Regions from separate parts of the Homo sapiens genome. Here region 1 is linked to region 2. Evidence: chromatin contacts called from ENCODE Hi-C data. All regions are on one chromosome and are shown on one strand. The core of a region is the stretch at or near the end of the contact, and the rest is flanking DNA. Distances in the headings are between cores, read along the strand shown. Region 1 overlaps TOM1 (target of myb1 membrane trafficking protein). Region 2 overlaps SYN3 (synapsin III).

Evidence for each region. Hi-C counts contacts between places; a loop is a spot of excess contacts on that map. Pooled maps may share reads with other maps.
Region 1: a pooled map shows a loop between it and region 2 (20-fold over the local background). The contact joins two enhancer-like sites. A Hi-C loop is called at or near these places in 2 of 50 pooled maps.

What each region holds. Positions count from the first base shown.
Region 1 is chr22:35,306,790-35,311,414 of GRCh38, reverse strand. All of the region lies in intron 1 of TOM1 (target of myb1 membrane trafficking protein), which reads right to left. Among named protein-coding and RNA genes, the nearest start is that of TOM1, 9.2 kb to the right of the region's middle. RefSeq lists an enhancer at 14-293 and a silencer at 2,110-2,179. Within about 2 kb of position 2,719, at least 5 of the 41 ENCODE cell types and tissues checked have a DNase peak (open chromatin) inside an H3K27ac peak, as active enhancers do.
Region 2 is chr22:32,721,439-32,725,796 of GRCh38, reverse strand. All of the region lies in intron 6 of SYN3 (synapsin III), which reads left to right. Among named protein-coding and RNA genes, the nearest start is that of TIMP3, 78 kb to the left of the region's middle. Within about 2 kb of position 2,061, at least 21 of the 41 ENCODE cell types and tissues checked have a DNase peak (open chromatin) inside an H3K27ac peak, as active enhancers do.

The DNA.
Region 1 (4,625 bases), core at 1,470-3,969, 2.6 Mb before region 2:
TCAAACCCACCCTGAAACTGCCAACCTTCAGGCTTCTTGCTAGGTAAACAAAGTGCGTTGTTGTGGTGGTTTCAGACTCTGCTGGTTGCGTTTCCTGTTACCTGCAGCTCAAAGTATTCGTGATTAATATTCCTCTTTAAGGAGTGAGGTCCAGCTGCCCTGGCCTTCCCACGGGACTGCTCCGCGGTGGACAACTACGGCATGGACCTGAAGGCACCGGGCTCCACTGAAGCCCTCGGGAGCCGGCACTGAGACCTGGCCCAGTCCTTCCTCCCACTCCCACTCACCAGCTCAGCTGATCGCCCGCAGCCACCCCATCACCCTCCTCAGGCTTCTGTGCTTCTGAACACACTGCCCTTCTTCCAGGAAGAAATGTGCTCCTCCCCACCTCAACTCGTGCTCCTAAGCCCAGATCAAAGGTCAGGTCTCCTGGTGGAGTCTGCCCTGACACCCCCCACCCCGCCAGGGCCTATTCCTTCCAGCTAGCAGCCAGTAGCATTTTCCACAGACCACAACTCTAAGCACTGCTTAGTGGAGTGATTAAAATAACTCTGTTGGGCGATCTCTTTGTTTCTACATCTCTCTCTCCCAGGAGTCTGTGAGCTCTTTAAGGGTGGCGGTTATAGCTCACAAATGGACTAACTGTCTACCCCAGATGGGACCTGGGCCATGATAAACCTGCAGTACCTGTTTGCTGAATGACTGAATGAAAGATGAGGCTGTATTCACCAGCACAATAAACCTTTATAACAGTGTAAATGAAACACCTCCACACTTGGGCACTCATTGATCCCTTACTAGCTATTGTGTGGAAATCCTAATCCTTCTTCCAACTTGCAATCCTCTGAATACATTTTTTTTTTGAGACAGAGTCTCACTGTTGCCCAGGCTGGAGTGCAGTGGCACGATCTCGGCTCACTGCAACCTCCAACTACTGGGTTGAAGTTCACCTGCCTCACTCGGCCTCCCGAGTAGCTGGGACTACAGGCGTGTGCCACCATGCCCAGCTAATTTTTGTATTTTTAGTAGAGACAGGGTTTCACCACATTGGCCAGGATGGTCTCGATCTCTTGACCTCGTGATCCACCCGTCTTGGCCTCCCAAAGTGCTGGGATTACAGGCGTGAGCCACCGTGACCCTTTGAATACTTTTAAAAAGTACCACGTCCCTCCTTAATCTGTCCTCCAACATCCTCAGGACCTGTGACCACTCCACTCTGATAATGATCTCCAGAGCCTTCACCCTATTCTGACCGACCCCTCTGGATATAGGCCAGCCATGCTGTCCATCTGGAAATGCAGTGTGGGAACCCACACGCCACATTTACCTGTCCTTGCTAGATACTGTATTTCTATTACTGTACTCAGTGACTATGTGAAATTTTTATTAACCCTACCATGTGGAGCTGACTCCAATAGTTGTGGAAGATGCTCCCCCTGGGCTCACAGCATTTAGCTTTTCTAGACCCCCTTGCAGCCAGAAGTAGCCCTGGGACTTCTGGCCACAGAGATGGAAGCGGGTGTCTCTTGGGCGGCTCCTGGGGAAGGTTTTGCTTTCTTGGTAACAGAGACACAGACAGTTGGTACTTTCACCTGTGCTTCCTACCGTGAGAATGCAAGCACGAGGATGAAACCAATGTGGTCAAGAAGGTTAGGCAGAAATACAGAAGAAGCCACTACTGAACGAATTCATTCTAGATGGACACAGATGTTGTCACTCAAAGGGAAACCCAGCAGGTCTCTCAGTTCTCTCTCTTTTTTTTTTTTTTTTTGAGATGGAGTCTCACTCTGTTGCCCAGGCTGGAGTGCTGTGGCACGATCTTGGCTCACTGCAACTTCCGCCTCACCGGTTCAAGCGATTCTCCTGTCTCAGCCTCCAGGGTAGCTGGGATTACAGGCGCCCACCACCACATCCAGCTAATGTTTGTATTTTTAGTAAAGATGGGGTTTTACCATGTTGGCCAGGCTGGTCTTGAACTCCTGACCTCAGGCGATCTGCCTGTCTTGGCCTCCCAAAGTGCTGGGATTACAGGTGTGAGCCACTGCGCCTGGCCTCTTTCAGTTCTAAGGGGGAATCGGTGAGATGGAAAAGTTGGGAGGATGGGATGCAGACACAGACAAATCCTGCCCAGACTCCAGCACCTACCAGCTGTGTGAGCCTGGGTAACTCCTCGGCCTCTCTGTGCCTCAGTTCCTCCTCTACAGAATAAAGATGACCAAAGCACTCACCTTCCAGGGATGTGTGAGGAGGAGTGTATACATTTCAAGCACCAAAATAAATGCTATCCTCTACAAACATATCAACCACAACATGATTGAGAATTTCAAGCACCCCATAAGAGATTTTTAAATCACAAATATGCAGAAGCTATTTTTTTTTCAGCCAGAAACTTGTCTTGAAAACTATTTTCCAAAGGAATAACTCTTTCCAGACCCAGCGTGGAAAGTTCCATCCATCTCCTAATTTGCTGAGCCACCCTTCCTCAAAACCCTGGCTGCCTCTCCCCTGTATTTTTTTTAACCATAAACCACAAGAGAAACCCTAAAATACCTTACAGAGGGTATTGCTTCCGCAACCCACAATGTTAAAGTCGATGTAACTAACTATAGTACCTAACAAAAGGAAATGTCAGTGAGATAAAGAAAGGTTTTCTAAAACTCCCCAGGTAAGAAGTGAGGCTGTGAAGGCAGAGGCTTGAAGTGGCTGGCTGAGGTACAGATGGCATTTGTTTTCACTCCCCACTTGGGAGTGTAAAAGGTATTGCTGACAATCTGGATGGTCAGGGGTGGAGTGGGCTTTGTATTAGTCAGGGATCTCTAGAGAAAAGGAACTAGGCTGGCTGTGGTAGCTCATGCCCGTAATCCTAGCACTTTGAGAGGCCAAGGCGGGAGGATCACGAGGTCAGGAGTTCAAGACCAGCCTGGCCAACATGGTGAAACTCTGCCTCTACAAAAAATATAAAAATTAGCCAGGTGTGGTGGCACGCGCCTGTAGTCCCAGCTACTCAGGAGGCTGAGGCAGGAGAATTGCTTAAACCTGGGAGGTGGAGGTTACAGTGAGCCAAGACTGCCCCACTGCACTCCAGCCTGGGAAACAGAGTGAGACTCCGTCTCAAAAAAAAAAGAAAAAAAAAAAAAAAGAGAAAAGGAACTAGCAGAAAGAAAGAGAGAGAGAGAGAGACAGACACACACACACACACAGGAGAAAGAGCGAGCGCTTAAGGAATTGGCTTATGCAGGTGTGAAGGCTTAGCAAGTTGAAAATCTGTAGGGTGAGCTGGCAGGCTGGAGATCCAGGAAACAGATGCTGTCCAAGTGCAAGGACAAGGGGAGCCTGCTGGCCAAGTTCCCTCTTGTTCTGGGGAGGTCAGTCTTTTTCCTATTCAGGCCTTCAACTGATTGGACGAGGCCCACCCATGTTATTGAGGGCAATACGCTTTACGCGGGTCTGGTGATTTAAATGTTAATCTCATCTAAGGCATACGTTCACAGAAACATCTAAAATAATGTTTGACCAACTATCTTTCTCCCCTGGCCTAGCCAAGTTGACACATAAAGTTAACCACTACAGGGTTTATACTGCACCAACACAAACAAGTTCAAACAGTAGACCCCTCTGTCTGTCCCTAAATTCTCTGTCTGTCTCAGCCCCTGTGGTCTGGCTGGTTCTTCTCTCCCCCTCCCTTCTCCCCTGGCTCCGTCCTTCCCTTCTGGGAAGACTCCAGGCTCCGTCCTTCCCTTCTCTACCTTCCCCAGCAGGAGCGAGGCCCAGTTCCCCTCCTCAGGGCTTGCACAGTGGTTCTCCACCGCACTTTGCAGTGCTCTATCAACTTCTAAGTTTCCCGTGTCCCTTGAGGAGGAGACCTGGGGGACACAGCCGGGAAGGGGCGGAGCTGGCACCTGAACCCAGCTCTTCTGATGCGGAGACTAAGCTGTGACCCCATTTCAGGCTGCTTACGTCCCAGTGATCAAAATGAGCTACCTGGGATCATGCCAGGTGGGCTCATGGGCAAACTTAAAGACATTTTTAGAGGGACATTAAATTTTTCCTCTCCTGCATTATTTACTTTAATGCAGGATAGGAAAAAAACACGAACATCAAAGCCATGATTTCATGGATATAATTATATAGGATGAGGTCAAATTTTAACAGATAAGCTAATGAAAAGAAAACCCTACGAAAATAATAATGAAGGTGGCATGGGGGTAGACACAAATCACAAATGAGCTACATGAAAGACAGAAGTTTGGAGGGCACTGGCCTAGATCAAGATCTCCTTAGTAAGGCAGTAAAGAGTTAAACTGTCCTGAATCCCCCTGCTTCTCATGGGGTGATGGCCTCAAGCTAATTAGGAGACACTGAGGGTTTGGGTTTTTTTTTTTCTAAAACCAGAAGAGTGGAAGTCTGGGACTATACTCTTATTTCTTTGAGCTCACTAAGGGAATAAAACCTATTCACCAGTTCTATCCATAGGGGAAGGCAAAGGCCTTAATTTCCAAGTAAGAATCTGCTCCTCCCCACAGCCTGAAACCTGACCTGTCTGTGAATGTGGTGGCCACCCAGCCAGTGACCGCTCATTTGCCAGGGACACAAAGACCATCACAAAGGCTGCACTGGAGTCAGAA
Region 2 (4,358 bases), core at 812-3,311:
CTTAAAACAACACAAATTTATGATCTTCCTGTTTGGACGTCAGAAGTCTAAACTGGGTCAGCAGGGCTGGTTCTTTCTGGAGGATCTAGGGGAGGATCTGTTTCCTGATCTTTTCCAGCTCTGGAGGCCGCCTGCATGCCTTGGCTCATGGCCCCTGCCTCAGGTCACTCTGACCTCCGCCTCAGTCATCACATCTCCTCCTCTCACTCTGACTCTTCTGCCTCCTAATTTCACGGACCCATCAGCCCACGCGTAGAATGCAAGATAATCTCTCCATCTCAAGATCGTTCACTTCATCACATCAGCAAAGTCCCTTTTGGCATGCAAAGTGATCTGTTTACTGGCTCTGGGAATTAGGACATAGGCATCTTTGGAGTGGAGGGACGGGGAATTGTTCTAAAGACTGAAAGCAAAAGTTTGTGCCAAGTTTCATAAGAAATAGTTAAATCCTGTTTTATGGCCTCAGTTGGCATTCCAGCTCTGGAGTGGGGATGACCCTGTGCATTGTGTCCCCACTCCCAGGAAACCAGGGCATGCTTTACTGGGATCATCCTCCAAAGTAGCAAAAAAAACCTGCTGTGGTGGAAAGAAACCCTTGGGCATGGGTTCTCATCTCTGCACAGAAGAGGTGTGTTGTGTTGCGTTGTGTTGTGTTGTGTTGTGTTTGTTTTGTTTTGTTTGAGACAAAGTCTCACCCTGTCACCCAGGCTGGAGTGCAATGGCGCGATCTCGGCTCACTGGAACCTCCACCTTCTAGATTCAAACGATCCTGCCTCAGTCTCCCAAGTAGCTGGGATTACAGGTGTGCACCACCACACTTGGCTAATTTTTTGTATCTTTAGTAGAGACAGGATTTCACCATGTTGGCCAGGGTGGTCTTGAACTCCTGAACTCATGATCCGCCCACCTCAGCCTCCCAAAGTGCTGGGATTACAGGCGTGAGCCACCGCGCTCGGCCCAGAAGAGGTGTTTGGCCTACTCCTCTCAGCAGCCCTCTCCTCCCTGGGGCCAGGTTTTTCAGGATGCCAGAGTCCTAATGGCATCCTTCCCTCTCTTGCGCCATTTCTAGACATGTCAAAATTTACTCTCTCTGTCCCCGACACTTGACTGATCTCTTTGTGACAATGTGGCTGTCACTTACTGGGCATTTAATACATGAAAAAAATAAAAACTTTATTGAGCTCTTACTATTTGTCAGACACTATACGAAGAGGTTCATATAGATTATCACACTGAATCCTTCCAGAAATCCTATTAGATAAGTAATGTTACTGTCCCTCATTTTATTAACAGGAAAAGGAGAAGAAGACACTGAGGCACAGAAAGGTTAGGTAACTTGCCTAAGATCACTCAGCTGGGAATAGGCAGAGTCTTTGTTGAACTCTGGTCTTCTGACCTGGAATTTATGCTCTTACAAAATTACCCTTCTGTAGTCCCAGATACATGGGAAGCTGAGGTAGGAGGCTCACTTGAGCCCAGGAGTTTGAGGCCACCCTGGGCAACATAGCAAGACCCTATCTCTAAAACAAAACAAAACAAAACAAAACAAAACAGAAAAGTACCCTATATTGGAAGAGGTGAATGGATGGAAGGCAGGAAATGCACTGACTGTTGTTAAATAGCATTGGCTTAGGTGCTAGAAAGTCTAGATTTCCTATCCTGCTTCACCACTCCTTGCTGGATGACTTGGACTAGTTTCTTCCCCTCTCTGGGCCTCAGTTTTAACAGATACAACATGAGGGGCTTGCATAGAAAGGAGCAGGTTTGCTCCGACACTAGCTTTCTGTGTGTCTAATGCTGGTAGCCTGTTGGTTACCACCCCACCTTGCTTTGACCTTTAAATATGCCCACAAGACGTGGCATTTGCTGTCACATGGCCACGTACGGTCAGCAGCACCAGGGCTAGGTTCCTGAGGCCCCCTCACGTGGCACGGCCTACAGCTCCCCTATCCCTGGGGCCTCCGGCAAGGATCCAGGCGGCAGCCGGCAGCGGCAAGCATGTGCTGTTTCTGTGGTTTCTACTTAGAACAGTTTCCTGTTTCAACCTGCCAGTTCCTTAAAAGCATTAGCTTGAGGTTTTGCCGAATGACTCCGCTCTATTTTCATAAAGGGGTGGAGGGGCTCCTCCTGGGAGCCGAGCCCAGAGCTGAAATTCCACATGAATTAAGGGTATATCGAGCTTGGAAGTTCATCTCCTGAAAATAGTCTGGCTTGGGGTGACTTTCAGAGAATAGGGAGAGTTCCTCCACCAGCCAGATTCTTGGGCCCAACTTGTCTAAGAGGCTGCCTCCATTCCCTTATCTGGGCCTCAGTTTCTCCATATCTTACATGAGAGGGCTGGATCTTCTCTCCAGATTCTAGGCAGTCCCCACGTCTCTGTTTAGTGTATATGAAAGTAATGAGCACAGTAGTAGCCAACACATGTATAGCCCTTCCTGCACTGTTCTAAGCACTTTATAAATGTTGATCCTCTGAAGTGAACACTCTTCCTGTCCCCATTTTATAGATGGGAAACAGAAGCAAGTGATGTTGACTAATTTGCCCATGCTCACGTTACCTTCAAGTGGTCAAGTCAGGAGTTGAACCCTGGTGATCTGGCTCCAGAGCCCTTGCTGCTGGCTCTCTCAAAATAAGACCTTTCTGGCGGCAGATGGCTTACTATTGAGCAGGGCGCAGTAGGTGTGATCTCAGAGGGCTCAGGTTTGAGTCTTGGATTCATCATCTGCGTGACCTTGGGAAAGTCACTCAATTCTTTGGAACCTCCATTTTCTCATCAATGAAATGGAGCTAGTTGAACCCATGTTGTTGATCTGCCATAGTGTGTAGGCAATTTGAGGTGAAGATTATTTATGAAGAAGCTCGGGACCAAGACAAGCAGTCTCGTAACATAGGCTTTTATTATTATTCCCATATTTCACATCTCCTACTCCCGCCCTCGGTTCTGGGGTTATTAGCTAGATCTGCTTTTACTAGGGAGGGACTCCAGAAGGAAGGTCCAACTGGAATGCTGACAGCTCCAAAGCCACCTTCCTAGCCTAGAGATAGGGTTTGGGGGACTGGCAGTGACTTCTTAGCAGCCTTGAGTCAGCTGTCCAGAGTGGATGGCCCTGTGAGAGCCAACACTTCCTCCCCACCCCTGTGAGGCATCTGGGTACGGGTGGAGCCCCGTGGGAAACTGGCCTCGGCCACCAATTCCAGACTTCTATCCGCCTGACTCCTTGGCACTGTCCGAGTAAGAGACATCTCCAATTTAATCCACCCAAACAGAACTCTTGATTTCCCCCTTGAAATCTACTCTTCCCTTGGTCTTCTCTATCTCAGTGAGGGGCATGACCCAGGTTGCTCAACCTAAAACCCTCCATTCACCTTTTTTCCTTCACAGCCTGTATCCGAGCCATGTGCAAATTATGTGGACTCTTTGATTCGATCTCCAAATTTTTTCCCGACTCTGCTGTCTTTTCTCCACCTTGGTACACCATCAAGGGTCAAGGGAGAGGTGCTGGTAGCCACCATCGTTGTTTATTTAGTCTACTTAGGCAACCCCAACTCACCACCCTGTGGGTACGTTGTCCCCTGCCTCCCCTTGACACAACCAAAGGCATCTGCTTGGGAAAATACTTCATCAACTCCCTGCTTAAAACCCTCTATGGCTTCCAAATGGACAAAGACTAAGCTCTTTACATGGTCTCCAGACCCTTCGAGATGCATTGAACCGTCTGGCCTCATCTTCCACCGCTCTTCCTCTCGCTCATTTGCTCCTGCCATGCTGGTCTCTCTGCTTCTTAAGCAAGTTAAACAAGCTCCTTCCTACCACAGGACTGTGTAGCACCAGCCACTTCCCTGCCTGCAAGGCTTTACCCTCAGATGTTCCTGGAGCCAGCATTTTGTCATCAGTCAGGTTCCAGTTCAAATGTCCCCTTCTCAGAAAGCCTTCCCTGACCACCCCATCTAAAGCATTCCCTGCTCCCACTCACTCTTCTCAACACTTCTGTTGTTTTCTCAGACGATTTATCATCTGACATTGTCATGTTTACTTAATTGTTCAGTTGTTTACCATCTGCCCCCTTCACTAGAATGATAATGAAGGCTGAGAAAAGTGCATGTTTTCACAGCTATATTTACACTGTACCACCAGTGGGAGCTGGGGGGAATCTGGCACATAAAAAGCACTCAATAAATAGTTGTAAAATGAATTCAAAAGTGTGCTATGTCCTGGAACAAGTTAACTCTCTGGGCTTCAATTTGCCCATTGATAAAATAAAGGAGAATGAAATGGGTTGTATCAAAGGATTCTCTTTGTTCTCACATTTTCTGGATCTCTGGATCCACAAGTTGCCCTTGGGATGGATGGATGGATG